4 separate regions of the Mus musculus genome follow, and all the other regions are linked to region 3. A link is a loop called in an ENCODE intact Hi-C map of the cell type or tissue named here. Cell type or tissue: heart. All regions are shown on one strand.

Region 1 (8,000 bases), 140 kb before region 3:
CTGCTATCAGCCATGCAATGGGCACTCCTTGCCAATTCCTTCTGCATACTAGCCATGGTCCGACAGACACACTTCCAGCATATGTCTGAATATCTCCTAATAGGCGGTACTGGATGTTCCAACTGAGACAGCTCCTCATGAGTTAGAGATGATCCTTTGGCCACCATGACAATACATGTCAAAACTGGGGTAGGTGCGTAGTATGTTACAGAAATTAGTTTGAGATATGTAGAGACTTTCCAGGATAGCTCAAAGCTCAGCTTGAGAAATTTCATTAAGTGTTCTAGAAGCAGGGAATGACTCAAAAACTTACCGTCATGGTATCCTGAGGGGAAGGAGAGAGGAAATAGGGGGGAAATTCCTTTATAAAAAGGAAGAAAGAGAAAAAGTGAGATAGAGAAAGAGAGAGAAAGGAGAGAAAGAAGGAAAGAGAGAGAGAAGGAGAGAAAGAAGGAGAGAGGAAATGAGAAAGGAAGAAGGAGGGAGGGAGGGAGGGATGGAGGGAGGGAGGGAGGGAAAGAGAGAAAAAGAGAGAAAGGAAGGAAGGAAGGAAGGAAGGAAGGAGGAAGGAAGGAGGAAGGAAGAAGGAAGGAAGAAAGAAGGAAGGAAGGAGAAAGGAAAGAAAACTATTCTTTCAAACACCAGGAGACACAGTTTTGATCCAAATTTCTATTTTAAGGTTAAAAAATGATCAATTTTTTCTTTATAATACTTTTACATTCTAATAAGATGTTGGAAGTTTTGGGCACAGAGTATTCTAAAGTATATTAACAGTATGGGGACTAGGCTGACAACAACCAGATGAACCTGAAATCTTTTCGTAAGTGGATAAGGAAAGACAGGGAAGCATAATAAGAAAGTATGGTGGCCCTATAGATTCCTACAGGGTTTGCTACCTCGAGAGCTTCTACAATGTGTTTGCTGACTGGTTTACAACTAACATCTCTGTTCCTTCTATCACAGAGTTGTAATGGCTAGGGAAGGTTGTGGATTCTGCTGGGTTTTTCTGAACTAAAACCAAAATGTAGCTTCATCGGCTGACTGCTTGCATTAATGGTCTGCAGTATATACAGCAAAGGCTGAGGAATGAGAAGGCAATCATGGGCAGGAAAGTGACACTAAAAGGAGAATCTGGCAAGAGAAATGGAGACAGCATAACTCCATGCAGAGCCCAGAACCCTGCTAGACAGCCAGGACAGTGTGGAGCTTCTGCAGAGGGGATTTAAATAAACACCTCGGGTGTCTGTCTCCAGAGGGTGGGATGCTAATATGAAAGGAATTAATAAAGGATCCAATTAGTGTCAAAAATCTTATCACAATGTCTCCAAATTCAGGGATTGACATCCAGTGAGGCGGGAGGCCACAACCATCCACAAACAAATTACTGCTGTGTCAAATAGGTAGCTCTGAGAAGTCAAACAGAGCAGTTCCATGCCCTAAGAGCTCAGTGGGCCTCCACCAAGAACCAAAAGGTCTTAATTTGGCCATAGCAATTTGGAGAATTTAGAGGTCCCAATTTGTTCTGTTCTGACTTTTTTCCTCCTCCTCCTTCCGAGTGGGGTATAGATATAATTTTCATTATAAGCCCGAAGTCTGACAATTGCCTGAAGGACTGTGTGACAACTGAAGTTAAATCAAAATTAGCCACAGAGTACTGAGGCCTAACTGCACTCAGCACTGAGGGGAATGCCACGGTGGACAGGAACACACGTGGGTTACGTCACTGCACACAAGGGACTTACGATCTACTGGGGATGCAACTCAGCCACACAGCAACCAGGGAGTGAACAAGACAGCATGTCACAGTAAAATAATGTTGCAGATCAATCAGGAAAGAAGCCAGTGTCATTGTGTTGTCAACAATGTCTTTCCTAAGCCATCACTTAGGCTAAACTTTCACATTTTACAAATAAACTGGACGTTTCTTCTGGTTTTATTATACAGAAAACAAACAGCATTTTCTGTATTTTTCCTTAATGCTTGAATAGTTAATAATTAAAAAAAATAGATACATGTAAAAACTAAATGAAAGTAAGTTTTTAACAGTCAATTTAACCTCCTTGCTGACTGCATGAGTCTGTCTCTTCTCCCTGCTACAGTAATCCTTTCTGATGGTGACAGCAATGTGGAGCTCAGCTGCTGGACAAAACCAATGCCAACTGAAACTCTTAGCAGCATGGCGATAGAAAGAGCTCTTGTCAGGCAGGCCTGTTTTGGGGTGCCAAAAAGGAACTACTTCCTAAAAATCTTCTATCCTTTGAATTAAGTGATCATTAATTACAGATGTATCACATGAAAACATTATTAAGCCATCCACTTAAGAACGTATGTAATTACTATAGCTGTGTAAAAAGGACAGCGAGTAGACAAATAAACACAGCAGAACTGTGTGCCTGCCGAGTTCTAGCTGCTGAGTTGTTCACTTCCTGGATATGGGACCCTCATGCCCTCTGACACTAGAACAATCTGTTAAGCACATTTACAAAGAGAGGCAGCAAGGGACCATCATCCTGAACCATGTACTGAGTTGGGAAATGAGATCTAGCCTGGGCTCTGCCACTTACTAGCTGTGAGACCTTGGGCAAGTCACTTAATTGTCTGAGCTTCCTTTCTGTTGTATTGTAAACTGGCAGTACTAATGATTCCCCGGTTGCTTAATGGTATTGATAACATCATCAGTCTTAATGGTTTCTAGTTCTGGTAGCCCTATGCTTCCATCCCTACAGTTATGGCCAACTCCAACTCAAGCTCTCATCTCCTTCTACTTAGCCACTTCAACTGTTTCTAAATGCTCTGGGCTTGGTCTTTTTAAGTAGTCCCTTCTAACCTCCAAGCAATAGCCACACTGGTCTCTTAAAAACTTCCCATGGTTCTCAGTACCTAAAGGCTACAGATTCAACTCTTCGTATTAGAGACTCCCCTGATCTAATACCGACAATGTCTCGTGGTTTGAACAGAAATGTCTTACATTGGTTGACAAGTCTAAATACTTGGTCTTTTGGCTAGAGGTGATATTTTGGAAGATTGTGGAACCTTTAGGTGGCACAGCCTTGGTAGAAGTAGGTCACTGAGAGTGGGCCTGGAGGTTGTATAGCCTGGTCCTACTTCTCAACCACTCTCTTCTTCCTGACTCACAAATCTCCCTTGATTCTCTAATCATCTCAGCTCCAACCCACACCACTGTGCACAAACTGCTCATCACTCTCCGAGTGTGCCAAGGGGCTTTACCCCGAATGGTTTGGTCTATTCTCCTAGCCCTGTCAGCATCTCTCTCCACATTCCACCTGGCACACATGTATTAAGTAATCAGTCATGAGCTAAAGACTCCATTCTATTATGAAGTCTTTTCCTCTGCCCACTCTCTATCACATTATCCCATATAACTGACTATCCTAGTTCCTGTGAGTCTTAGAGGTTCCTGTCCCTGGTTGAACATTTCCCCAATAAATTGTGAGTTTCTAGAGAATAGGGAGCTTGTCTTACTGGTCTTTGGATATTCACAGGGCCAATGTAGGGCCTGGCACAGAACACGTTGTGAATCACTCCACCCACATTTATTAGACGTTCTAATTCAGTGGTTCTCAACCGTCGTAATGCTGCAACCCTTTAACACAATTCCTAATGTTGTGATGACCCCAACCATAAAACTATTTCATTGTTACTTTGTAACTGTTATAAACCCTATGTGTCTCGTGATGGCCTGAGGTGACCCTTGTGAAACCCCAACACAAGTTGAGAACTGCTGTGCTAATCAGAAGGGTGCGGAACCATGTAGCCTTCTCTAAGTTTTTAGGGTCTTTTGTTTGAGTTCACAAAAAGTAACCTCACATGAACAGTAAGTGAAACAGTTCTGTAGCTAGCACTACTGAAATAATAAACATTACAAGAGAATGAAATGTTAGCATTTAAAAAAGACCTTGAAATCATGTGACATGAAAAACTTTATGGCCTGGGGACATTAGCAAGTTGCCCAAGATCACACAGCCCACAGCAGTAGCAAAAGAAATCTCACAGCTCATCTTCTGGAAGATGTGCCATGTATAAAAACATTCACTTTCCAACAGTAAGATTAAAAGTTGAGAAAACATTCAAAGATTTTACAAAGATACCCTAAGTAGCCCAGGTGAGTGTGGTAAAAGTGGCAAGTCTCTCCTATGGTCCCTTACTGTCTATGACAAGAAGGACCTAGTCAAGTTACACCGCTGGGACCCTCACAGGTGCCCACAAGTTCCTGTGGTGCCTTGGGCCTGGAGTCCACACTGCCCAGAGAACTCAACTTGGATCCCTCACCCACTGGCACACTTGGCTCGTAACTTTCATCATCCAGAAAAATACTCCAAAAGTGAGGCCAGAGCTCAAGATCTGGATGAAGGCAACAGACTGTATCTAAAGTCAACCAGGTCTTCAAACATGTCAGACTGCTAATGGCAATAGAAAATCTGATCCTGGGGCCATCGGACTGGTGTTTTAGGGTCTAATAGGCACAATCAAGGGGCTCCTCGGAGCCTACCATTAAGCTAACAGAGGAACCACACACAGGTCTTAGAATTTTCCTTCATTTGTTTGAATCAGGCAGCCAGGTTAGGGTGTGAAACGCCTTTTAGTGCCATGATCCTTCATTGCTGCCCTATGGGAATGGTTCATGTGTGTCTCCAACCCATGATTTTGCACCATCAGACATGTTCCTGCATGCTATAGGAACTGCTGCTAGGCCACCTGGGGGAGCCCAAGCCTAGGAGATGGGATTTGGGGAGGAAAGGAAAGGGAATCTACCATTGTTACAAGATAACACATTCATAGGTCATAATACAGATGAGGAAAAATAGCTCTCCTACCATAAGCTGAATGCAGGAACTGAAACTCTGTTGGATAGAAACGTTAGTTGAAATTACCACTAAGAATCTTTGCAAAGTTGTACATACTGCAGTTCTACAACAGACCTGTTTCACGATAGCAGTTCCCCAGGCTGCATAAGAGGCAGACTGTGGAGGACAGGAAGGACCCCCCCTGGAAAGGGTGACAGACTTGCCATCCAGGAAAGTTTATTTGTTGCAGAGAAACCTCTCTGAATGCTGCAGGATCTCCCAGAGAAGTGACCCAAAATTGCCTGCATATGAACAGGAGTAAGGTCGTGCTCTCTGCTTGTCTATATTAAGACTATTTCAATTCTCCCAAGAACTGTGGAGGGATTTCAGGCATGATGAAGGCTTTACAATGAAGAAAAAAATGAAGGCTCAGGAGATATGACCACCATAGATAGGCCTCTCAAAGAACTAGGTCCAACGTAGAGACACTCCATCTAGGACAGTGTTGTGCCGTAGAAGGAACACAGGCTATGGGGTCAGACAAATGGGTTTGAATCTCAGATACATGGCATTTTAAATTTAATTTTGAAGGTTATTTAATCCTCTCTGAGTTAAACTGGAGGCAAGAAACTCTAGCTAACAAGACAAAGGTAAAAAGGTACACTTGTAACTTGCCTTGCATAGAGATTTTTCTCTACTTTCTCCCAGGTTTGTAATTTGGGAAAACCTCATATATACTTCATATAGTTTAACTCTAATGAGACAGAGATGAGAACATGCTTCTTATGAGAGAGTTTGGACATTACTTTCCTATTTAGTCTTCTTTCATTTTCAAGTTACATTATCAGGAATATGTTAAACCCTTTGTTCCCTGGATTCTGAAAAAGATCTCTTGGCTAGCTCTTGCCTCCTGTGAGGCTAAATACCTAAATATGATCCCTAAAATTGGTAAACACTTAGGAAGAAGCCAATAAAAGGCAGGTAGTCCACTGCTTTTCAGAACCAATGAAAGAGCGAGCTTTCCTCTGTATCCTAGGCAGATGTATCTAAGGAGCACAAAGGCTGCTAAAAATAGGGTCTCTCCAAGCAATTGCTTGGTCTCCTTGAAGTAAGGAAGAAAATTTAAACCCAAGTGCCTGGCTCCTTGCAGGCACCGCCCTGCATTCCAAATGACCAGCTCTGGCAAGAAGCTGAGAATCACCTATACTGTTCCCTCTGACCTTGAGCCTCTATGACAGGAATTTCCCTGTAACAGTCAGACCTAGGATGGTAGAGGTAAGCAACACACAATATGAAACACACGCAGCTCTCAGTGTGTGTGCATGAGCATGTGTGTGTCTCAAATGTCACACAAACATTTGAAACGGTTAATTCCAGTTTGGTACCTCTTCTTCCCCTACCCCCTTCCTTCCTGTTTTTTGTTTGCTTCTTTGAGACAGGCTCTCCCATGGGGTACAAGACAATCTTTAACTCTTGTGTAGCTAAGGATGACCTTGAACTCTGATCTTCCTGTTTCTACCTCCAAGGTGCAGAGATAATAGGTATGCCTGGCCAGTGTGGGGCTTTCTAACACAACACTCCAGTACTATCCCTTGTTGTGGATTTGGGTTTCTGAGTAAATGGTCTAGCTTTAATCATAGCTTACAAGTGTCTTGACTTTTTAAAGCACTAATCCTTAGGTAGAGACTTCCTTTTTATTTTAGTATTGAAATGTAATATTCCACACACAGCAGCACCTTTCCAGACTCGCCATGTTTTTAACAGTCTCAGACTCCTCTCTGAACTGCCTTCTTCTCCAGCCCGGCTGCTCCCGTCTAACACTTCAGTGTCTGCCCACTGTCTCAGCAATGACAGGCGGCTAAGAGTTCTGGTGCAGCGGCAGGATGCCAGAATGCAGATCTAGCTGCTGAATTTCAATAAGTTTCTTCTTTCCCAATTGGAAATTGGGAAAAACAAAGTACTCAGTTTGTTGTACTATAAAACAAGTTAACATCTATAAAGAGTTTCAAATTGTTGTTGACACAAATGAAACATTGAATTAATCGAAGTTTTGGTTTTTTGTTTTGTTTTGAAACAGGGTCTCAATTATGTACCCCTGGCTGACCACGAACTCATGGAGATCCACCTGCCTCAGTCTCACAAATGCCAGGATTAAAGGCATGCACTACCATCCCTGGACTAATAGCAGTATTTTATTCCTTGTTCTGCCAGCTACTTGCCAAACTGATCCTTAAATAATCCTAAAATCTCTTCCCACAAGTGCCAAATACTCTTGAGAAGGTAGCTTGCTGTTAGAGGGTCCCCTTCAGCTACCTCTAGTGCTAGTCCTGAGCCGCTCTGCACTGCAGGCATTCCACCTCCTGTCACTCAACTTCCCAAAAGAAGAAAGAAGACGAACATCAGAGTCCTTGTTGCCATGGCAGCTGCTGGGAGGCCTAGCTCCATGTGACTCTGGCATCTCTGACTGGTCTTGTCTCGCCCCCCCCACCAGTGCACACGGAATCCCACTCTCACCCGGATGCCCCTTCACCTGCACATTCCTTCTTCACTGTGCCTTTGGTTTTCTTTTTTTTTAGCTGAGTCTCTGGAAAGCATGCTACCATGCTATCCATTGCTCTCATTTCTCTGTGTCACTACACACTGCTTCCCAGGATCCCCACCTCCCTGACTACAGCCAGTGAGGTCACCAGGATTCCTGACTATGACGACAATAACTTTTCTGTATTCATGACCTCACCGGAAAGTCTGCCACAACTCACCTCCTTCTATTTTCGGCTGGTGACAAAGCCCATTCACAGATTTCACAGTACTTGGATTGAAATCACTTATGTACTGTGACATTTCATAATGTTCTCTTAGTTTTTAAGATAAAATGTTTTTATCAGATAATTAGTGTAGTTTTTATACTGTTGCTGCTCATTATTACAGATTTGTGGCAGTAGAATAACGTATCTTACTGATTAAAGGAAACAGACATTAGTCCACATGCCACTGTTCTCATTAACTCTTTTGGGACAGTAATGGCGGCTTCTTCAAGGGAGCATCACCTACATACAGTACCTTCTAGAGTGAGTAAGGCTTGTATAAACTATTTAATACAGACCATATAAACATCTCTTATGGTGGTTAATTTGGCTGACTTAAGAAACATCTAGAAACCTGATAACACACATATCTAGGTGCATATGTAAGGAT
Region 2 (8,000 bases), 200 kb before region 3:
AGTGAAGGGAGCGCTCACAACCAACCAGTACTGGATGGCGTGTGCTCCAAGGTGCTCGAAGTAGTCACACCTTCAAAGATAGAAGGTTGGGTGGTGGTAGCACCGTCCCGGGGAGGCTGGGGCTGGGGAAGGGTGATGTGGGGAGTTAGTCTTCAGTGGTCCAGAGTTTCCAGCTGGAAGGTGAAGTTGGCATTTACACAACAGTATGAATGTATGTGTGCTAAGCTGAATACTTGAAACCGATTAAAGAGGGGCTAGGAGTGTAACTCAGAAAAGTGCTTATCTAGCATGCAAGAAACCCTGGGTGTGATTTCCAGGCCTGCATAAACCAGGTTTGGTGGTGCACACCTGTAATCCCAGCACTCAAGAGGAAGAGGCAAGAGGATCAAAAATACAGGGTCATCTCTGACTGATAGATAATCCAAGGGAGTTCATGAGGACCTGTTTCAAAACCATAAAAGAAACTAGTTAAAGTGACAAATTATATAAGAAATACATTGCCTCTGGTTTTATCAAAATATCCAACGAGCTAAGAACATAGAACTAGGACTTCCCTGTCGTATGGGCTCGAGGAATGTGAGTCTGGGTTTGGGGTGCCCTGCAGAGATCTGAGGGGTGGGTAGGATTTTAGCAGAGAGCCTTGTTGAGGGGAACAGGCAGAGGACACAACCGAAGCAAAGACCAGGACAGTGGAAAAGCCACCATCATCCCCCAGAAGTGGCTGGTGTGGTTGCCAAGGAGAAAGGAAAGAAGCTCGGCAAGGGCTAGGGGACCCCAAGATGTGAGACAAGAAGAGAGTCATGCAAGGACCCATGGCCATCCTCTGGTGAGCTGGAGGCAGTACAATCAGACAGGCAGGCAGGCACGCACGCAGGCAGGCTTTAAGTTGCTTGTCCCCTACTGGGGACGGGAGTTTGAGTCTCTTCACTTCTCTAAGCCTCGGTTTCGCCTGCAAAATGAGGCTGTTCATGGATTTTCCCGAAGTGAAGATGGAAAGCTGGTGCTGCCTCTCATGGCTGTCAACAGGGAGTGGGGACCGTGGAATGCAGAGCAGGTGGGCCTGGAACCAGGATCGTCTGGGCTCCAGGAGGCAAGCAGGCCTGGAGTTGAAGGCACTAAATTGAGATTTCTGGGTGGAAGGGAGGTGGAGGTGAGCAGGAGAGTATTACCTGAACCCAAGGGCTGGGGCTTCCAGGAGCATGGACGGAAGATTGGTCCCTCCAGAGTTCTGGAGCCTGGCTCTAGTGCTCAAATTTTGCTGCACTTCTTGGTCAGCTGTGTAACCTGGAACAGATGGTGGACCCCGTTGTGCCTCTCCTGCCCCGGCTGTAGAGTGGCAATCATGATAGCACCTGTTCCAAATGCATATCTTATGAAAGATGGGTGTAGCATCTCACATACTGCCTGTACGTGTGTTCATATGTATTTTGGGGTGTGTGTGTGTTGTGTGTGTGTGTGCAAGCTCAGATAAAAACAAACAAAATAACAAAGGAATCCCTTACCAAGGTCAGCAGCCAGAAGGAGGTGGGATCTGAACCCAGGCCATAACTCTATATACACCCTTGGCCTGGGTTTCACCCCCATCCTTGAGTTCTGTCTTGAACCCCAATATTTTCAACTAAGACACTGCCCTTTTTTAAAGCAGCCTTTCTCCCCTTGGCCCCCTACGCCCTCTACTCCCTGCTTCCAGAGTTCTTACTCCCTTCTGGTGTACTGTGGAATAGCTTGTTTATTTCTTCCATGGCTTATGTACTCCCTGCTCAGCTTCTGACTCTTCTGGTGTGGGGTTTCGTGGCTCCTGTGATGTGCCTGCTCCTCTGCGGTGTGACCCAGAAGTAAATGGTGTCACTTTTGCTCTGGGAGGAACCACAGATCCTGACATGTCCTGGTTCTGGCTAGTACCGGCCAGAGAGTCCTATATAAGGAGGCCAGCTGCTAGCTACTCAAGTCACCCTGCGCCTTTTCAGACTCTTCAGCCAGCCAAGAGTATTCTGTTCAGCTTTGACTTTTTCAAGTTTGTTTTACAAAACAAGCCAGATTTTTTAAAATGTTTAATATAAATGTTATTTTATAAATGTAACATCACATATGTCTTTCAGGAAACCTCTTCATTTTTTGGCTTGCAGTTGCATCATGGGCCAGTAGAGGGCGATCTCACCATGAAAACGCCAGTGGAGGGGCATGGCTGTTCATGCTTAGGAAACACCACTAAATGTACATTTGTGGTGAAAAACAGAAATTTTAGGCACAGACTTTCTTTAGTACAGGCCTCCAGTCATTTCAGAATTAGCTTCCAGTGCCCTGCCTACCACTGCTTTATCCTAAATCCCAAGGCTTTCTCATGGTGAAGCCAGGGTTTGTTGTAGAGTAGGTAGCATGCCATAATTTAATCAGCATCAGGGTTTTTTCCCTAGATGGTAACTTAAAATAACAGTGTATCTTAGATTTGGTGAAATGTGCTTTTGTTTTTTGTGTTTCTTTTGACTAGATGTAAGCTCTGTTAGATCTTTTCATTGGCTAGTTTTTTGAGAGAAGGTCTCACCATGTAGCCCAGGCTGGCCTTGAACTTGTGGTGATCCTCCTGCCTCAGTCTCCTGATCCTGAGACTATAGGTGTATACCATTGTGTTTATCTTTTTGGTTCTTATTCACTGTTGTCTTCTCCCTCTTAAAACCGTGCCTGGCAAACTCAATCAATATTATCAGTGAGGTGGTGCTGACTCCTGGAAAGCGCCCCACTCTCCCCGTCTTCTTGCTTTCCTCTCTCCACGATCTTTTCGTGACTCCATCATGCTCCCTCTGTGCTCCTTCTCGTCCTCTGACAGAGCCCTGAGCTGGGCATGTAGTAGGTAGCATTTGGGCGACAGAGTCTTCCTCCCACTGCTGAGCTCCTGGTCTAACCAGGGAGGTGCAGTGGCAAGTCACTGAGCTGCAGGCCCGGGTGATTCCCTGTGCAGATCTGTGCCGACCGGTGCAGGTAAGGCGAGGGTAGCACTGGAGGAGATGGGCTGACCCTGTGCATCCTGCAGGGCTACATGCAGCCACTGAAGCAGCCGGAGAACTCCTTGCTGTGCGACCCGTCTCTGGTGGACGAGATCTTCGACCAGATCCCCGAGCTCCTGGAGCACCATGAGCAGTTCCTGGAGCAGGTGCGGCACTGCGTGCAAACGTGGCACGCCCAGCAGAAGGTGGGAGCCCTGCTCGTCCAGTCGGTGAGTGTCCCTGCCTCGGAGGCTGCAGCCGTAGACCTTGACTGGAACCGGGACAGGGGAGCTGGCACTGCTGCTGACCTGGACCTCATGCTCAGATGGGTGTGACATTGATGCTCGCCGCGGTCTGGCTCCTTTTTTAATAACTGTGGTTCATACTGTCCGGCGCTTTTTGCATGCTGGGCATTATCCTGCATAGTATATATCCTAGGGCCCTGGCCTCTCATGTCACCTGCCACGCTCCTCCTCCTAGGAGCCACAGCATCCCGTGAGCCCCTCACAGTCCTTCCGTGGTAGCTCCGAATTCCAGAAGAGCCACAAAAGCAAAGTTTAAAACAAAAACAGAACAGAACAAAACAAAAAACAAAACAAACAAACAAAGCTGAGTGGTGGTGATACGTGTCTTTAATTCCAGCACTCTGGAGGCAGAGGCAGATGCATCTTTGTGAGTTCAAGGCCAGCCTGGTCTATAGGAGTTCTAAGACAGCAAGGGCTACACAGAGAAACTCTGTCTCAAGCAAACAAAACATTTCATTTTATTAAACTCCTGCAAACATAATGTACTGTTTCTTCCTAAATTGGCATTTATTTATATAAGTTTAATTATACTCAAAAAACTTTTAATTTACATTTTTTAATTCCCAAGAATTCTTAACGATGACTGATAAATCATAGCCAAACTCAAATTAAGTGTTACCTTAGAGCCATGTAGTTACAAAAGCAAAACTGTAGAGAATCCTTCCAGAAAATTCCATGCCAAAAAGAAGAAATGTTCCACATAGCAAATTTAAAAAGTCCTCTCCCCTTTGGGCCGTAAGCTTGTTTAAATGTGCTCCTTATGACGCAGAGTGGGGTCTTAACCTATGTACGTAGGCCTTAGTTTGTCCTTGCTCCTTGGAAACTGGTGCCACCAGGTAGGATTAAGTGCTGTTGCCTTCACTCTCTGTCTGGACCTGGCTGCTGTCTGTGGGCTGACAGGGAGCTCCACAAGGCAGGCCCTCCCTCATCGGCTCAGGTTCAGCCCTGCCATGTCCAGAGACAGGAACATTTGGCACCTTAGAGAATCAGGGACTCCAAGATCTGTATCTTAGCCTGTCCTTGGTGCAGCTGAAACTGGAACCCAGTTGTCCTCTCTTGTGGAAAAGCCCTCTCCTCCGCCCCCCACCAGCACCTACCATCAGCCAACCAGCAGGATTAGCCACCACTGTGAACCCTGTCCTGAGCCAGGCTTCATTCTGCCAGGAGAGAGCCCCTAAGTCAGGCAGCAGGCACATTCCATAAAAGCAGACTGCAGCTCAGTGCCAAGGGTGGGTCTATTGTGCTGGGAGGGATGTTCCTCATGGAGGAACGAACTGCACAGGCAGAGTCCCAGAAGCTACAATAATGTGTTCACTCCTACTACCAGGAAGGTCTGAGGCCTGCCTTGCTGGTTTAATGGGATTGGAGACCTGGTGATAGATTGTCTGGAAGTGAAAACAAATAACAACAAACAAATAAACAACAACAACAGCCGCAGCAACATTAAAAGAAAAACAAAAAACAACCCAGGTCTTGTCTCAGCACACATCTAGGCACATGTATTTGTATGTATGTATACATATATGTGTATATATATATACATATATATACATACACACCTGCTCATTCAGTCACGTTCATGCATGCAACATGTATGAATTTTGAGAAAGACAGAGAAGACCTGCCTGACCATTTCAAGTTAAATAGACAGAAGCCAGGACAGGGTGAAGTGGGTGAGGGACACCTGAGCCTGCCTAACCTGCTTCCTCACCCACAGTTTTCCAAAGACGTCTTGGTGAACATCTATTCGGCCTATATTGATAACTTCCTCAATGCAAAGGATGCTGTGCGTGTAGCTAAGGAGGCCAGGCCAGCCTTTCTCAAGTTCTTGGAGGTATGTGGACTGGGGTAGGGGTGAAGCTAACATGTCAGGCTAGCTCTGGGCATCCCAGGAGCTCTTGACCAAAAACATTGTGGTGCTTGCAAGTGTGTCAGCCTCTGCCTTTGGGCTCACCTGGAGGGACTTGGCTAGGAGCGTGTCTCTTCCTGCCGTGTCAGTCCTCATGTGAGAACTCCCTCCACTCTGCCTTCGGTTTCAGCAAAGCATGCGTGAGAACAAGGAAAAGCAGGCGCTGTCCGACCTCATGATCAAGCCTGTGCAGAGAATCCCACGCTATGAGCTTCTGGTGAAGGTAACCACGGGCCTGGCTGGACAGGGAGGCCCTGGGGGTCGGGGGGAGGAGTATGTCTGTTCTCAGACTCCAGGCAGGAAAGAAAGTCCTCCTTGATGCCTATACCATGGTCTCTCATGCTCCAGCAGTCAGTTCAATACCTCAGGGCAGCTAAACAGGTCTCCATTCCCGCCCCAGGACCTTCTGAAGCACACACCGGAAGACCATCCAGACCACCCACTGCTGCTCGATGCTCAGCGCAACATCAAGCAGGTGGCTGAGCGCATCAACAAGGGTGTGCGGAGCGCTGAGGAGGCCGAGCGGCATGCCCGCGTGCTTCAGGAGATCGAAGCCCACATCGAGGGCATGGAGGATGTACGTGCCCCACCCTGCCGTGCCCCAACTTGTCCCTGTCTGTGTCTTCATCTGTCACCCGGATTGTGGCCATCCACGTCCAGGTCTGTGGTCAGCTTGCTTCTGTGACCACAGTGCCCCACCCTTCTGTGTCCTCCTCCTCCTCCTCCTCTGTCTGACCTTGTGTCCCTGTCTGGCAGCCCAGTGATGCAAGCGAGGACAGGATGTCGCTCTGGCTGACCTCGTTCATAGAGTGGTCAACCGATCACTGCAGGGTTAATAGACTAATAACTAGTTCTCTCCTACCCACCAGCTCCAGGCCCCCCTGCGGCGGTTCCTGAGGCAGGAGATGGTTATTGAAGTGGTAAGGGTTCTCCCATTGGCTGTTCCCCCAAGTACCTTCAACCCACCCAAGTTCACTCTCTGGCGCCTGCTGCCCTCTGGTTCCTGCTCCCCAAGCACCACACAATGGGAGCCCTGCATGAATCCCGATTCCACATAAGTGGGGGAGAGCCCTCACCCCTCCCTTGGATTTGCTGTTCCTGGGGAACTAGGGTAATGTAGGTCGGCCTCTAGACTGTGCACACTGAGCCTGAATGCCACTTTGGACCCTACAGAAGGCAATTGGAGGCAAGAAGGACCGATCCCTCTTCCTGTTCACAGACCTCATTGTCTGTACCACCCTGAAACGAAAGTCGGGCTCGCTGAGGCGCAGCTCCATGAGCCTGTGAGTGGCCAGGGTGGGGCTGGGTGGTGCAGGCAGGAGAGCCATTGATCTATTGTGGGCTCTACTCCCTGCCCCAGCCAGAGCACCCCATTGGCTACCCACAGGTACACAGCAGCCAGCGTCATTGATACAGCCAGCAAATACAAGATGCTGTGGAAGCTGCCACTGGAAGACACAGACATCATCAAGGGTGAGGCTGGCTGAGTCTGTCAGGGGTTCTGCTGGTGGCTTTCCCCTGAGTCTGCCTGCCTGTCTGTTGGTTTGTCTGCTCTTGTGACTCATCTTTCATCCCATATGAGAGATTGGTTTTGAAGAACCGGGTTAGTTTCCATGCAAATCATCCTCTTAGTGCCCTAGCAAGTTCTCCAAGAGTTGGCCGTTCTGTGCCCTGTGACTCTAAACCAGACCTCTCCTCCCGGGCCTGTTTTTTTTTTCTGAGAGCTACCTGTTGACCTTGTTTCTGAGAGCTTGGGTCTGGAAGTGCTCCCATTTGCCAGACCAATCCCGTGCTCAGCTGAAGGCTGTGCGCTAAGGGAAGTGTGTCTGTCCAAGCTTGACCTTGTTTGATGTGTTCATGGCTTTCCTCTGTCCTCGCCAGGGGCGTCTCAAGCCACCAATCGGGAGACCATCCAAAAAGCCATCAGCCGCCTGGATGAGGACCTGGCCACCCTGGGCCAAATGAGCAAGCTCTCCGAGAGCCTCGGCTTCCCCCACCAGGTCTGTGCCCTGAGCTAAGGCAGTGTTGGCTGGGACTTCCCCTGACCTTGCCTGAGGGACAGACAGTCTTGGCTTTTGCCTGAGGGAGCAGTTGGTCCTGTCACTTATCTGAAGGGGAAAATTATAGTCTTGCTCCCACTTAAGGGAAGTGACAGGTCCGGGGTCTGAGGGAGGAGACCTCTGAGGGGGAGAAAGGCCCATCCCTGTCTGTGGCAGGAGGAGGCTGCCTTCCACGGTCCCCTCGGTGCAGGTGCCCATGTGGTGACACCTTGGCCTGAGGCCTGGGTTCTTTTCCCACAGAGTCTAGACGATGCACTGAGGGATCTCTCGGCCGCCATGCACCGGGACCTGTCAGAAAAGCAGGCGCTATGCTGCTCCCTGGCCTTCCCGCCCACCAAGCTGGAGCTGTGCGCCACCCGGCCCGAGGGCACCGACTCCTACATCTTTGAGTTTCCCCACCCGGATGCCCGCCTGGGCTTTGAGCAGGCCTTTGATGAGGCCAAGAGGAAGCTGGGTGAGCCAGAGTTCATGTTGGTGTCTTCTCTCACAGTCCCTGTGCAGTCCTGACTGTAGAAGCCAGGACTCTCTGAACTGCCCTCCTGTCCTCCAGCGGCCGATAGGGAAGGTGGCCTGAGACTTCCACAGTGAAGCAGCAGGCTGGACATTTGCTCTGGCTCCCAGCTTCTTCCTGGGGGGGAAGGAACTCCTGGACAGAGTCGTTTGGGGACAGGGACCCCAGCATACGCCTGAACCACCAAGACCTTCCTCTTCCTCAGTATAGACTCAGCTAAGTCCTGGAAAGTTA
Region 3 (8,000 bases):
AGGAGAAACCAACTCCCACAAGTCATCGCCTGTTCTCCACACCCGTGCTGTGACGTGTGTATGTGTGCATGCAAACACACACACATGCACACACAAACATACATGTGTGCGAGAGCGCGCGCACACACACACACACACACACACATGCATGCACACAGGTGCACACATACAAGAAGGAAGGAAGGAAGGAAGGAAGGAAGGAAGGAAGGAAGGAAGGAAGGAAGGAAGGAAGACAGATAGACAGACAAAAAGAAAGAAGTGATGGAGGTAAGAGTTTGAGGCCATAGCCTGCAACCACCATTTGTGTGCTAAATAGAAGGTGGTTTTCAAAAGCTAGGGGCCGACCTCAAGGCCTGGAGCAACCCAGAGAAGGTTGGGGTCCATGGAATGCAAAGACGGAGAAAACTGGTGCAGCTGATGCAAATGGTTGGGTCTCAGTAGAATATGATATATGAGGTTACACTTTCTTCCCTTTTTGGAGATATGGTTGTGTGTAGCCTAGGCTGACCTTGAACTTACTATGTAGCTGTAACTCCAGATCATCTGGCAGCCACCTCTGAGTGCTAGAATCCCAAGTGTGTACCCAGGGCTTGGTAAGGCGGGATGCTAGGCAAGCAATCTACCAAGCTTCCTCCCCGTCTCTTTATTTCCCTCTTCACCCCTTTCTGGATTTCCCAAATACTCCATAATAAACATGTATGAGTTTTTTAATCAGAGACCATATGAAAGAATATTATGTCAGGCAGTCTGTTACTTTTCAGTGGGCACTCTCTTCTCTGTTGACAGCAATGAATCACCATTGGTCGAAGTCTGACCTGGTATAGGTCTTCCCCTGGATTTCACACACACACACACACACACACATTGATTGAACTCAGATCAGATTGTCAGGCTTCACACACACACACTCACACACACGGTGGTTTGAATGAGAGTGGCCCTCTTAGGCTCATATGTTTAAAAGCTTGGTCTCCGGTTGGTGCAACTGTTTGGAAAGAATTAGGAGGTATAACCTTGTTGGAAGAGGTGTGTCAGGGGGCAGACTTTGAGATTTCAAAACTGCAAGCAATCCCCAGTTAGCTTTCTCTGCCTTGTGCTTGTGGACTTAGATGTGAGCTCTCGGCTATGTCTGCCTGCTGCCATGCTCCCACCATGATGGACTCTAACCCTCTGGAACTGTGAGCACCAAATTAATTGCTTTCTTTTATAAGGTGCCTTGGTCATGGTGTTTTATCACAGTGATAGAAAAGTAACTAAGACACCCCCTGGCCATAAAGATAAAGATCAAGTGTGCTGGGGGAGGGGCTAGGGAAGAGGCAGAGTTTTAAGAGACACATCCTAACCAAAGAAAAATGGGACAAAAGAGACAAGAAAGGAAATTTCCTAGATATTTACCTCTAGGTTTCATAACATCACAATGTCTGGCGATGATGGAATCTATGACAGCCTCAGGCAACCTCAGGATGAATGTGGCTCAAGGGAGAGCTAGGAAGGCCCCAAGTGACAAGCTGAGCCCCTCATGCACTGTTCTGATAGGTGGAGTCTAAAACTTCTGTGGCTCAGCCTGGTGGTGGTGGTGGTGGTGGCGGCGGCAGTGGCACACACCTTTAATACAGACACTCCAGGGAGGCAGAGGCAGGCAGATCTTTGAGTTCCAGGCCAGCCTGGTCTACAGAGTAAGTTCAAGGACAGCCAGGGCTACACAGAGAAACCATGTCCTGAAGAAACAACAACAAGCTGTTGGTTAGGTGACTTTTCATTGGGAAGATTCAGTTTTTGTCTCAGACTGTCCTAACTAGCACAGGATTTTTTTTTTCTTCACTTCACAGTATTAAAAGGACTGACCCACTTGTAAGGCCTGGAAGGTTTGTTTCATGTCCCCAGACTGACAGCTTGGCATCTTTGAATTAACCAGAGGAGAAACCGCCTGACAGTGCAGTACTAAAAACCAAGGGCTCTTCCTTTATCACAAGGATGCGTCCTCTACAGAAGATCCAAGGTGACTGCCACGGAATTCTTCCTTCCCCCTGCCCACCCTACTAAAAGTGCCTGTCCCTAGCATTTATGTCAGCAAAATACATTCTTTTTCCATTTTGCCATTATTTTTCCTGGGACCCTGGTCACAGTGCAGCTGGGTAGCAGTTTTTGGAATTGCTCCTGCCCTACTTCTCATCTTGAACGTTTCTCCCTATTACAGTTATTTTATATTTGCACCTCTGTGCCAGGACTGCTGGTTTATAAGACCTTGAGACAGAGATACTAGAAGGAACACAAACCAGCCTTCACCATGTCACTGGACTCTGAAGCAGGCCTCCAAGAGAAAGCTGGGCTGGGCCAGGTCTGCAGGCCTACCAGCGCCATCTGCCGGCTAGGTCCTACATCTTCTGTCTCAAGCTAGATCTCCACCACCACCTGGGACAGCAAGTAGCCCTTAGATTGTTCCTTTATTTTGTAATCTGGGAATCAAAGGCAGGGCTTTACAAGTGCTAAGAAATTGTTCTGCCGTGTGTGGTGGCACACGCTTTTAATCCCAGCACTTGGGAGACAGAAGCAGGCGGATTTCTGAGTTCGAGGCCAGCCTGGTCTACAGAGTGAGTTCCAGGACAGCCAGGGCTACACAGAGAAACCCTGTCTCGAAAAACCAAAATAAATAAATAAATAAATAAATAAATAAATAGCCACAGACATGAAACTTCCGGATTGTAGGGAGTAGGGTAGGGCCACACTTGTCATCAACCCCTGCTCAGGAAGTGTTGCTTGCCTAGGTTACATAGCGAGTTCAAGGCCAGCCTAGGCAACTTAAGTGAGCTCCTATCACACAACAAAAGCAAAACAAAACCCCACAAGCAAACAACAACAAAACATCTCCAAGGTTTTCCACTCCACACAATATATCTTTTTTCTGCCATCCTGTGACTGTCCACAAGGATGGGTCTCCTCTGTGCTATCCAGGATGCCAGGGGCCATTCTCCTGGCTTTCACACTAACTCTCTATCGCCATTACTGGAGTAGAGAAAAGTGCCAGACTCGAGGGCATCAACCGTGTGAGAATGACCAAGGTCCTCCTACTGTGCTCTGAGAATGCCAAAGCCAGATCTGGGAACTTCAGAAGACCCTTCAGTCCCCTTCCCCTCCACCTCTTAACTCATCTCCTCTTTATGAGCAACAGGCTGTTGGTCAGAACCACCTTCGGGCCACAAAGGTGGTTGGTAGTTGACATCCAGGCTTGACTCTGATAATAATCTCCTGTGGAAGAACAGTAAGAAGATGTTACAGAATGACGTTTTGTTATCTTGTTATCAACATGGCCAAAGCATTGAAAAGTGCTGTTCTGATAAAGATGCACAGAGCTGGATGCAGTAACCAAATATGTCCACAAGGGTGCAGTAATGCCTCTCGCTAGCAGCTGGAGTTCGTCTTCAACCAACAAACAATTCAAGGTACTTTATCTTGTTAGAGCAGAAGGTCTGTGAGTGAAGGCAGATAATTTGATGTGCTTTTAAGTTACTTTCTTGGGCTGGACATGTAGCTCAGTTGGCGGAGTGTTTGTCAAACAAGCACAAAGCACTGAGTTTGCTACCCATCCTTGGGCCGGGCATGGTGGCACACGCCTTTAATCCCAGCACTCGGGAGGCAGAGGCAGGTGGATTTCTGAGTTTGAGGCCAGCCTGGTCTACAAAGTGAGTTCCAGGACAGCCAGGGCTAAACAGAGAAACCCTGTCTCAAAAAAAAAAAAAAAAAAAAAAAAAACCATCCTTGGTGAAATCAGGTGTGAGGGTATATACCTACAATCTCAGGGCATAATGAGGTGGAGGCAGGAGGATTAGAAGTTTAAAGTCGTCTTGGACTAAGTAAAATTCGAGGTGTGGTGTGTGTGTGTGTTGTCTGGGAGTGCGAGAGGGCGGGCAAGGGAAGGAGAGAGAAAGAAGGGAGAGAGAGATAACAGGGAAGAGAGAGAGAACAGGGAAAGGGAAAACAAGAAGAGAGGGAAAAAATGGTAAGACAAGAGGAGAAAGCTGTATGCGTCAAGGCTTCCTTTTTTTGTTTGTTTGTTTTTTGAGACAGGGTTTCTCTGTAGCCCTGGCTGTCCTGGAACTCACTTTGTAGACCAGGCTGGCCTTGAACTCAGAAATCCGCCTGCCTCTACCTCCCAAGTGCTGAGATTAAAGGCATGCGCCACCACACCTGGCTGTTTCAAGGCTTCCTTACACACATACACTTTTTAAAAATTACTTTTTGGGGGCTGGTGAGATGGCTCAGTGGGTAAGAGCACCCGACTGTTCTTCCGAAGGTCCAGAGTTCAAATCCCAGCAACCACACGGTAGCTCACAACCATCCGTAACAAGATCTGACTCCCTCTTCTGGTGTGTCTCAAGACAGCTACAGTGTATATTACATATAATAAATAAATAAATCTTTTAAAAAAAATAAAAATTACTTTTTGAATCAGGGTCTCACCCTTTAAGCCAGGCTGCCCTCAAACACATAGGAATCTGCTTCCCTCTACCTCCCAAATACTGGAACTAAAGATGTACACCACCATGCCCAGTAAAAAGATTAAAAAAAAAAAAAAGTCATGCACAGAGGGACAGGGCTACTTTTTGTAACCTACCATGTCTCTTATGACGCTTCCTATATACTTTTCCAGAAATATACTACACACACACACACACACACACACACACCCCTGGCTTTACATCAAGCCAAAGCCTGGGAATCTCTAATAGGAGCTAATGAATATTCATGACCCCAATTGAGAAGATTAAAGAGCACAGACAGTGCCATGATTCTGTGACTGGTACAGGAAGGCCCTTAACATTAGGACACTCAGAGGAGCTCAGAGCTCAGTCCAGACCTTTCAGGGGGACTCTGTGGGGGTGGTAGCTCTTCAGCTGTGTTCAGAAAGATAGAGCTGAACATATGGGTCTGTGGTCAGTTAGAATGCCAGGTCACTCAGAAACCAGCCCAGGGTCATTTTAACATGTGGGACAGACACCATGGTTCTTAGGAACACCAGCTCTAGAAAATGCACTTTTGATCTGGGCTCCACAAACCCCTGCCATTTATGAGGTCTGTGAGGACGTGGTAGTGAACACCTGTAATCCCAACACTTGAGAGGCTAAGAAAGAAGGCTCTAGTTTGAAGCCACTCTGGGAAACACAATAAAATCCTCTCTAAAATAAAAGAAGGCCATACAGATCGCTGAGCAGTTAAGAGTGTTTGCTGTTCTTCCAGAGGACCTGAGTTCAGTTCCCAGCACCCACATCAGGTGACCCACAACTGTCTGTAACTCCAGTTCCTGGGGGATCTAACACCTGTGGCCTCTGTGGGCACCTGTACTCATGTGCACTTACCCACATGCAAATACATACTTACACATAAGTGAGAATAATAAAAATAAATATTTTAAAATGCCCTTAATGAATGAACCTTAATTTCCTTCTATTATGATTGTAAGCAGTAATAGCAGTGACTGTGGCTCTGTTACTAGTAGCAATCACAGGTATTTTCAAACCACTATTGACAAAAAATAAAATCAACCTAGTTAAGAACAAAGAAAATGACACTCATTTTGTGTACAAATTTAAGCAATGCTTTTTCCATATTTTGAGACAGAGCATCAGGTAGCCCAGGATGGCCCCAGACTTACTATGTAGCAAAGGATGACCTTGAATACCTGATCTCCCTCCATTCCCCAAGTACTGGACATACAGGTGTATATCACTCACTACTCCAAGTTTTATCCAGTGCTGGGGATTGAACCCAGGATTTTATGTGTGCCAGGAAAGCACTCTACCACCTGAGCTACATGACCAATCCTCACGCAATCCTGAAAGTATGCTCCAAGGTTCTATACAATAACAGCTGTATTTATAGCTTTAAACCAAAAGAATTGGGAATCACATTACTTCCTCCCTAGGAATGAGATGAGGGGACACAAGGAGAGCTAGGTTTACTGGCTGCTCTTCCGAAGGACCAGGGTTCAGTTCCTAGCATCTACAAAACGGCTCACAACCTTCTCTAACTCCAGTTCCAGGGATCTGATGCCCTCTTCTAGCCTCCTTGGGTACCACATGTACATGCTGCATGGATATAGATGAAGGAGAGCATCTAGGAATACAGGGCTTCTCTGTGTTACCCTGGCTGTTCTGAAACTCACTCTGTAGACCAGGCTGGCCTTGCACTCCCAGAGATCCATCTGCCTCTGCCTCCCAAGTGCTGAGATTAAAGGTGTGCACCACCATGCCTGGCTTAAGTAAAATCTCAAAAAAAAAAAAAAAAAAAAAAAAAAAAAAAAAGAAATTGAAGCAGCATATGGGGGTTGGGAGCACTTCATATAAAAATAAAAAACCTAGGGCTGGAGAGTTGGTCCAGTGGTTAGGTGCACTGGCTGCTCTCCCACAGGATTGGAGTTTGATTCCCAGCACCCATATGGCAGTTCATAACTGTAACTCCAGTTCTAGGGGACCTAGTGCCCTCTCTGGCCTCCATGATCACCTGGCACTGGTGGTGTACAGAGATGCATGCAGGCAAAACACTCATGCATACAATAAACATCTTTAAATACAAAAAGGAAATTTAAAAACCTATTAACTATTTTCTTTTTTTGCTGAGGTCAGTACCCAGAACTTCCCATATCTTAACAGCCCATACATCTCCTTTTTGAATAATATTCTGCATCCAGGAGCCTTGCTGTCTCATCGGATGTATGGGGCATTGTTTCATACTGCCATCAGCACGTGCTCTCCTCCTCAGGAAACAGAATCTAGTCATTGGTCAGAAGATGAACACAGGACAGAAGCTGGCCAATCCCTTTCCTTCCCTGGGACTTTTCCCTCCTAGAACTGGCAGACAGGGGAGGAGCGAAGCAGATACTGAGGCTCAGGCAGAAGAGGAGGTTCTCATTTCGTTTAATGTAGACTTAGCTTTCTACACAGAACCCGATCTCCTGCCTGATCCTGGCTGTTTTTAAAAGTTCCTCAGCACTAGGTACACTTATGCCTGTAAAGAGCTGGGATTCTTGCCATTTTATGACTAGAGGGTAAATGTGTTCAAATTCATTTTTAAATTATTCATAGTTCTACCGCAAACACATAAAACTGGAGCAAAATCTCAAAAATACTTGGTGTTGTGAGCAGCACTTGAATGTGGGTGGGTTGCTCAGTGGAGGCGAGGAGTTTTGTCTGTATGAAGGGCCGGTAGTTGAGAAGTCACTTCCTGGGGCAGTCCTGTCTTGGAATTGTCTCTTAGACCACTGGGACCGTGACACCTTCCTCTCCTCGCCCTGCAGCCAGTGTCTTGGAAAATGTCTATGGTAGACCCAGACAGTTCGAGCTGGGCCTTGAATAAGGTGGTCTTGTGTAGGACATGAAGAGGCCAGCAAGATACGTAAGAGAATAAAGGTGATTGTTGTCAAGTCTAGAAACCTGAGATCCACACAATGGAAGATCCAATTCCCATAGCTGTCCTCTGATCAACACAAACTTACCATGACACATATGTGTGCATGTACACACACACACAATAAATAAATAAATAAATAAATAAATAAATAAATAAATGGATAGATATATAAATAAATATAATTAAAAATTTCCCACCTGGTGTAGTGGACTTTAATCCTAGAACTCAGGAGACAGAGGCAGGTAGATGAATTTCTTTGACTTCCAGGCCAGCCAAGTTGACACAGTGAATTTTTAAAGACGTATTTATTTAGGTACTGAAGAGATGGCGGTACTGAAGAGATGGCTCAGTAGTTGAATGTACTTGCTACTCTTGCACTAGACCAGGCACACATACATATTAAACAAATAAACGACTCTTTTAAATATATTTTTAAAGATTATTCACTAAATGATTTTTTAAACTTTTTACTGATTTTTGTGAGTGCACCCCAGTCCCACTCATTTCCCATCCCCTGTATCCACCCCCCCTGCTGCAACTCCCCCACAAGATAAAAACCCACATAAACAAAAATAAACAAAGCATAGAAAACATCT
Region 4 (8,000 bases), 180 kb before region 3:
GCCTGAGGTTCCCCAGTGTGGGAACAGTGGTAGGTCTGGGACCGGGCTTTCTCAGGTAAGAGAAAAGGGCCTTCAGTCCTCACAGCTGGCTCAAGCCCCAGCCTCTGCCTCCCCATGTCTCATGCACTGGCACAATGGTCACCTTGTGGGGACCTATGAGTCCCCTTTCTCTGACCACTGAATCGAGTCCCTCTCTGTAAACACCCACGCTGCCAAGGGCAGCCCCTTCAGGAAGGACACCCCACCCCCACCCCCCAGAGTTGAGGGGCTAGACATAACCTTTTTAACTGAGAAGGCCGTCGTCCCTCACCGCCAGGCTGCAGGGAGCCACCCCGACCCTCAGCCCCTTGCTTCAGCTACAACTCCAAAGGTCTGGTTTCAGATAGGGTTTGTTTGTTCTGTTTGATTTTGTTTTTCTTTGGGGTGGGTGGGTCATTGTGGTCTTAGATGATGTTTCTCTTGCTACCAAACAGCCTTGTGTTAACTCTCCTCAGATGATGAAATTTAAAGAGTCAATAAATAGAAACACTAAATGATGGCTCCCCCGGGCCTTGGGCCATCATGGCCTCCTGCCAGCTGTCTCCCTAAGGACGAGGGCTCCCTGACTCTGCCTCAATTGGGTCAAAGGGAGGAGATAAGGAAGTCCTGGGTGATGGGGTTGACACTGAACCTGTGTTGTCACGGGCAGACTGCGGCTGTCTGGGCTTCAGTCTCCTTAGAAGAACCCAGGAGTTCTGAATGTTAGAATTCCTTACAGCTCATATGCGTATCAATGGTGTGTCAGTCTAGCCCTCCCGAGTCCAGCTAGGTTTGGGTTTGGGTGTCTGACCCAGGGCTAGAGTTCCTGTCTAAGGCGCCTGTGGAGCAGAACTACCACACAAGTCGGGCTGATTCTGGTCCAAAGAGATGTGTCATTACACAAGACTGCAAAGGATTTAAGTGCCCAGCAACATGGGGCTGCTCTCTAGGGGCCAAGAGCCCCCCACACACACACCATGGTGTCTTCCCCATGGGACTAAGTGGCCCTCACAGCAGAGGTCAGGTTATGCCGAATCTCTGCTTAGGTCAGCCCAAATGACTCACTTCAAAATTCACTTTCCTGGACTGGGGCAATAATAGTTTAGTGGTTAAGAGCACGGACTGCTCTTCGAGAGGACCCAGGTTCAGTCCCCAGCAGCTCACAGCCATCTATAACTCCAATCCCAAGGGAATCAAATGCCCTTGTCTGGCCTCCAGGGATACGGCATGCATGTGGCCACAAACCTCCATGCAGGCAAAAGACCCATACTCACAAAATAATATATTTTCAATAAAAGAAAGTCTGTTTTTGCACTGAACAGATAGTTCAGTTGACAGACTGTATGCTTGGCATGTGGGAAAACTGAAGCAGGGTATTCTTGAGTTCAAAACCAGCTTAGAGAAGTTATGATGATATGTGCCTATAATCTTAGCGCTTGAGTCACTGGCCAGTGGGTCTCTGTGAATTCACACCCAGCCTGGTCTACCAAGCATGTTCTAGGTCAGCCAGTGCTGCATGGTGAGACCCCTTCCCCATTTCAAAACAAAATGGTTCTACATGGCAAGACACACACACAAAGGGAGAAAGTGTTGGTGTGTGCTTTTATTAACTCGCGTGCATCCCTCAGGGGTCTGCTGGGTCTTCAACACCACAGGACGTGTACAGGACATCTTGCTAGCAGCATTTTCGTGAGGAGACGGTTGTGCCTGTGTGGAATTCAGGATGAAATGGAAGGAACACAGGCTTTGCATGGAACGGCTTCTCTTTGGAATCTTGTCTGATAGCAGCCATGTGACCAGGCCAAGTTATTTCCTTCTCAGTAATGGGGTCTGATAACCTCTTTTCCCCTACAGGATGGTTGGCTAGTGCATGTAGTTCTTGAAATGCAAAGAGGTCCATTTCTGGCCCTTAAATCTAAAGGGTGCCTGCGTCTGGAGACCTGAGCTGGCGGTCAGAGCCCAGTGATCTACATGTTGAAGGCCCACCTCAGGCTCCTCCCCGCTGCCACTAGTCCAGTTATTTGCATTTCTGACAGTGGCTGCCACCTTTAGTGCTTCAGTCATTTCTGCTACTCCAGGATTTCTGCCTCAACAGAGGCCCAAAGCAGACTTCACTTTCAGGACTAGATACATAGGGCTGGGTCTGCGCCATCCTCACCGGGAATATGGCTGGCACATAGCACAACCACTTAGAAGACAGCCTGCCAGGGCATGGGCTGGCCTGAGGACAGGTGTCCATCTGGATCAGGCACTCAGCATGAGTAGGGCGGTCCTGAAGGAACAGGCCTCAGGCTCATCCCCAAGGGAGTCTCCTGGAAAAATTACAACCTGGGCTGTTCATTATTAGTTCTCCAGGGGCACAGGCCCACCGAAGGCCAATTAAATTAAAACCTTAGCTAGGACCCAGGTACCAGTATGTTTATTGGGAGCCACTGATACATAGCACTTATATGAGGAAGTACACAGTGTACAGCTCAGTATAGAACGGCCAAGAGGCATCCATCACCCCAACAGCTCTCCTTATACTCGTGGCCACCCAGGCTTGAGACACTGGGGTGTGGTCTTCCCAGACAGCATAGAGAACTGCCTTAAAGGGCATGATTGTGGGTGAGAGGAAGCAGGACCAAGGTTTGGTGTGAAGCAGGATTATGCAAGGAGGGGTGTAACATGCAGGGGACGGGATATAAGATGCAAGGAGGGCCATAAGAGCCTGATGTGAACGGTCTGTTGTACAGACAGAATGAGAGAAGGCTGAAGGAGCTTGGATGGATGCTCTGAGGGCAGGGTGTGTTCTCAGCTTCATCCCTAAGCCTACTTGCTGTAGCAAGCATCAATAAGTGCTCAATAAATGTTGAATTCATGTTTAATGAAATAAACATTGGAGAATCCAGGTGAGACACAGCTGCATGTCTTTGCTTTTTTGAAACCGTGTCTGTAGCTGAGGGTGACCTTGAACTTCTGATCCTCCTGCCTTGAATGCTGGGATTAGACTTGAGTACCACCATAACTGATTTATTTAATGCTGGAGTCAAACCCAGGGCGGTTCTCACCCCAGGCAAGCATTCTACCGGAGACACATCTCTGAGCTGTAGGTCTTCCATAATAGGGAACTGTAAACTCAGCTTCCTTTGGCTGCTTGCTGAACGCCACAGCTGGGCTCCTTGGATCCTTAAAATGGTCCAGGAAGGTTGCTGCCACTATTTCCTTCTGAGCAATGAAGCTGAGGTGGAGGCTCAGTGTCTTCTTCCTCAAGGTCATTCACCTATCAGAACTGGACTCAGGCCCTCAGGTCTTGATACTTTGTGGGAAAGGAGGAGGTGGTCACACAGGTGTCTGGAAGAGCCCCATGGCCAGAGCCACATGTATGCCTCACATTCAGACTGCTCTGAGAAGTAACTCCTGCTGGATCGCAGAGGAGAGTGAGTCGGAGTCAGAGACTATCTGCTCAGAGAGCTGCTCCTGCAGATATCTGTAGGCTAGAGACAAAAGCCAGGACTAGCTAGACTGCCTCTTAAGGACGGTGACACTTAGGGACCAGGACAGAAAGGCAGGGTTGACACGAGGGAACAGACTCTAGGCTTGAAAGTTCCTCATAGTCAGAAAAGTCAGAAAAAATCTCTTAGGATGAGAAGAGACAAAAGGCCCACACTTGGGGCGAGCCTCAGCACATGGGTCTGTAAGTCTAGAGAGCTTAGCAGGACAGCAGAAGTCTGGCTAAGGCCTTGTCTTAGCCTTGAGCTGAGCCTGGGGAGGGGAGCGTGTACCCAAGGGTTAGACAGCGAGCTCCAGCCCTAGCCTCTGCTCACTGGTGCTTGGAGGCAAATTCTCGATTCTGTGCACCCCGCTGACCTCCAAGAGCTCTTCACATCTTTTGCATGCTTGCCAAACACCAACTCTCTGTCTCTCTGTCCTTAAGCCACAAGATGGTTGCAGGAAGTGGCAAGGGGAAGTGCTATTTTGGGCCCAATTATGGCCAGTGAGGAGCCTTGATGGGCACAGGCAAGTAGACAGGCAACCAAGGGTGGTCAGGGGCAGAGTGCAGGATAGACCTGCAGAGGAGGCCAGGGAGCAGGTTTGGAGATAAAATGTAGGCAGAGCCCCAGATGCTGTGTTTTGGGAAGGTGCCCAGAGCAAGTGCTGAGGCAGAGAAGGTGTGTGTGTTGGGGTGGGGGGTGGGGGGTGGGGGGAGGGCAGATTGGAGCTCCAGATTCCAGTGTCCCTCTTGAAGCTGATGCACCTTACTTGGGTCTCTGCAGATACTATACTCAGGGGAATCAAGTCACTTGCTTAAGGCTACCCAGCCTGTCACTGAGACAGCTAGAGCTTGACCTTTATCTGAGAGACACCAAAGCATGTATTCCTCAATTTCTCCTATTCCTCTCCTCTAGGCTGCTTAACCTCAAACACTTCAGCAAAGCTACCTCCCTCCCAGGCATGGTCCGGCACCTCAAGACCCTTGATCTGTCCATGTAACTGGGCTGCATGTCTGACCTAGGCAGACTTAACCCCACCAGCCTCACGGCCTATAGTCAGTTCATGGCTTCAGATCCCTCTCGGACTCTCCTACCTCCAACCCCCCACCCCACAGGGGACAAGGAGGCCTCTCCTTTTCCTTTCTGAGCACACTTGGGTGGGCCAATAAGGCCCAAGACCAGAGAAGACATACTGAGAGTGCAGGGCCTCCAAGGGAGTTGGTAAGGGAGAGTGTCAGACACAATCCCACCCAGCATGGTTCCAGACCTGGCCAAGAGTCTAGATTTAAATGCAAGCTGAGCCAAGTGAGTCCTCAGACACAGAAAGCCCCAGCTTAGCATCTGCCCAGCACTGGATCCTGGTCTTACTTAGCCCCAGTTCCCATGGCCTGAGCTCCTCCCACTGATCTGGGGCACACCCATGGGTTCTAAGGCCTGCTGGATAACGTAGGACAGAGCCTACTGCGGTTTTGCTAGAGCAAAGCATTGAAACAAGCTTGGGGGCTAGAGGAATGGTTTAGTAGTTAAGAGCATTGGCTGCTCTTCCAGAGGTCCTGAGTTCAATTCTAGCACCTGAATGGTGGCTCACAACTATCTATAATTGTCTGTAGTTCCATGGGATCCTAGTCTCTTTTCTGTTATGCAGATGTACATGCAGAAAAAAACACCCATATACATCAAATACATACATAAATAAATTAAAAAAGAAACTTAAGCCTGTAGCTTTAGTAGTGGCCTTTGGTATCCATGACTTCTGTATCTTCCAACTCAACCAACTATGGATGGAAATTTTACTATTATTGTTGTTTTGTTTTGTTTTGTTTTGTTTTGTTTTGTTTGACACAGGGTCTTTCTATGTAGTCCTGGCTGTCTTGGAACTTATTATATATACCAGGCAGAATTTGAACTCACAGATTCTCCTGCCTCTGCCTCTTGTGTGCTGCAATTAAAGGCTTGAGTCCATACCTAGTGGATGGAAATTTTAGACTTTACAATAGTCGCATCTGTCCTGAGAGAGTCCAAACTTTGTCCCCTATAATTATTCCCTAAATAATATAACAACTGTTTACACAGCATTTGTGTTGCGTTGTGTATTACAAGTAATCTAGAGAGAATTTAAAGTATGGGGGGAATTGGACAGTGAACATACAAATATTCTATTCATTTTATTCTAGGGACTTGAAATTCTGCAGTGTTTGCTGCCGGTGCAGTTCTGGAACTGGAAATGTAGTCTGCCTTTCAATATAGCCAGCAGGGGGCGCCTGCAGTCACCTGTACAAAGATTTCTCAAAACAACCATATCGTGGTAGCTCTGAAAGTGTGACACCAGATTTCTACCTCAACAGGCTTGGCATGGACTTGGAGCCCCTAGCCCTTCTCCTGCTTGTGGGTCACTATGGAAATTCATTCCAACTTGCTGAGGTCTTAAAGTCCTGTGGTACCTATGATGAGCACCAGCCTTCTCCAGTTGCAGTGTGAGAGACTTTACACAAGATATAGTCTCTGAGGCACTCCGGACTGAGTGCCAAGATTCAGTGAGGTCACCTGAAATGCCAGGATCTTAGAGAACCTATGATTTTGAGTCTGTTCTGGAGCGGAGTGACTCTCCAAGCAGCATCAAAAGCCAGCCCCAAATGTGTGGCTGTCACCCTTCTTTCTCTGTCTCCAGACTCCTGGGGAGGGTTCCTGTTGGGAAAGACTTGGGAGTCATAGTCAGCTAGACAAAAAGCCAGCAAGTCCTACCAGCAGTAAATAATAATTAGGCTCCTTTGGAACCAAGGGTGCAGGAAGGGGACATGTGTACTCTTAGGAACCTGTGCTGTGAAGGTGACTTCCACAGAGATTGAGAGTGACCTTCAGGGGTTGGGTGCCCCAGTTTTCAGAGGTGGATACTGACAGAGTTTCTCAGAGAGCTGTTAGTAGAGATGGGCCTGCACCTTCTTGGGAAAGTCAGACTAGTTGTCAGTCCAAAGCCTACGTCCCTATTGGACTATTAAGCGGTACTGGAAATACCATTATCTGGAATTTGAAAATCGGGATATAGAAGGTACATATTGCCGGGCAGTGGTGGCACACGCCTTTAATCCCAGCACTTGGGAGGCAGAGGCAGGCGGATTTCTGAGTTCGAGGCCAGCCTGGTCTACAAAGTGAGTTCCAGGACAGCCAGGACTACAGAGAAACCCTGTCTCGAAAAACCAAAAAAAAAAAAAAAAAAAAAAAAAAAAAGAAGAAGAAGAAGAAGAAGAAGAAGAAGAAGGTCTGTATTATACCAATAAAACATTTCAAAAAAGGCTGAGAGATGGCTTGCTCCGTAAACTGCTTGTGACCTGAGTTCAGTCCCTAAAACCTAGGTCTATAAATAAACAAAAATAAAATAAAGGCTGGAGAGATGGCTCAGGGGTTAAGAACAGTGACTGTTCTTCCAGAGGATCCTGGGTCAATTCCCCCACTGACATGGAGGTTAACAATTGTATATAACTTCAGACGCCCTCCTCTGGCCTCCTTGGGCACTTGGCTTTCAAGTGGTGCCCAGACATATATGCACACAAAATGCTATACACATAAAATATAATAGAAAATTAAAACAAAATAAAACTGAGGAAAACGGTCACAGTGAAGCTTACCTTTCACCACAGCAGGCAGGAGGCAGAGGCAGGCGGGTCTCTGTGAGTCTGAGGCCAACTCAGTCTACATACATGGCGATGGCTCAATAAGGGGACTGTGTCTCAAAAAGAGAAAAACAAAAACTCGGAAGCAGAGAACATTCAGGCAAGTCTGAGCACGTCACTGCTCCCCAGTGGGTTTCCACCATGGACTGTGATGTGGGGCTCTGGGCCCATCCCCAGATTTGGGGGAGCACAGTTGACATTGAATGTATTGGTTTGTTTTTGTTTTTTGTTTTTCCAGGACAGGATGTCACTTTGTATCCTTGGCTGGCTTGCAGTTCACTATGTAGACCAGGCTGGCACAGAACTCAGGGAGATCTGGTTGTCTCTGCCTCCAGTGCTCTGGGGTTAGAAGCACAAGTCACTAGGCCTGCTGCGCTCATGATTTTGACACCAGTAACGTGGAACTTTTTCTGCCCTGTCCCCAAAACCTGGGCTCAGCCAGGTTAATGGAAACTCTCCCCTCCCTCTCGTCTCTCAGGTGTCCAGTTCTCCTCCTGGAATTTCCCAGGCTCTGGGGACCTGACCTTTCCTTTCCTTTCCTTTCCTTTCCTTTCCTTTCCTTTCCTTTCCTTTCCTTTCCTTTCCTTTCCTTTCCTTTCTGTGGCTCAAATTCTATGACTTAATTTGTTTACCAGCCCACCCATTCCCAACAGACATATTTACTTCCTCAACCTCTTCCGTGAGCTGTGATTATCCTGATTCCAGCCAGGCCTCTGTCTCCCGCACTGGGCTCCTCTGTGCTGTCCGAGTTTCATCTCATCCTGCTCTCCTGGCCACCTTAGATTCTTTGAATGATGCTGGGGGAGTGGGAAGGTAACGGAAGAGAAGGCTGTGGGAGCTG

The links. A loop is a pair of places that touch in the nucleus more often than their neighbours do. Peaks named below come from ENCODE experiments on the same cell type or tissue, not always from the same donor. Only the 100,000 strongest peaks of a DNase experiment are listed, where the experiment ranks them.
Region 1: a loop joins it to region 3, with 7 times the contacts of the local background. A loop is called at or near these places in 15 of 42 quality-filtered maps.
Region 2: a loop joins it to region 3, with 2.9 times the contacts of the local background. A loop is called at or near these places in 6 of 42 quality-filtered maps.
Region 4: it touches region 3 in a loop (5-fold over the local background); 11 of 42 quality-filtered maps call a loop at or near these places.

The regions. Positions count from the first base shown.
Region 1 is chr7:100,815,598-100,823,597 of GRCm38, reverse strand. It overlaps Fam168a (family with sequence similarity 168, member A), which reads right to left. Exons shown (of 9, transcript NM_001362169.1): 4 at 4,836-4,862. Among named protein-coding and RNA genes, the nearest start is that of Relt, 44 kb to the left of the region's middle. In heart, a CTCF peak has its summit at 4,703 (motif pointing right); no DNase peak of the experiment used is centred here; H3K27ac peaks cover 1,132 bases.
Region 2 is chr7:100,880,888-100,888,887 of GRCm38, reverse strand. It overlaps Arhgef17 (Rho guanine nucleotide exchange factor (GEF) 17), which reads left to right. Exons shown (of 21, transcript NM_001081116.1): 3 at 3,029-3,211; 4 at 5,004-5,120; 5 at 5,326-5,418; 6 at 5,596-5,772; 7 at 6,065-6,115; 8 at 6,369-6,478; 9 at 6,583-6,668; 10 at 7,077-7,195; 11 at 7,496-7,709. It overlaps Mir3102 (microRNA 3102), which reads left to right and starts at 6,479; the gene lies at 6,479-6,582. In heart, no CTCF peak of the experiment used is centred here; a DNase peak (open chromatin) is centred at 3,157.
Region 3 is chr7:100,680,181-100,688,180 of GRCm38, reverse strand. No RefSeq gene overlaps it. Among named protein-coding and RNA genes, the nearest start is that of Gm35082, 9.2 kb to the right of the region's middle. In heart, CTCF peaks have their summits at 2,359 (motif pointing left) and 3,369 (motif pointing right); a DNase peak (open chromatin) is centred at 2,330.
Region 4 is chr7:100,864,665-100,872,664 of GRCm38, reverse strand. It overlaps Arhgef17 (Rho guanine nucleotide exchange factor (GEF) 17), which reads left to right. Exons shown (of 21, transcript NM_001081116.1): 21 at 1-2,919. Among named protein-coding and RNA genes, the nearest start is that of Relt, 5.3 kb to the right of the region's middle. In heart, no CTCF peak of the experiment used is centred here; DNase peaks (open chromatin) are centred at 584, 957, 2,551, 3,964 and 1 weaker place; H3K27ac peaks cover 1,321 bases.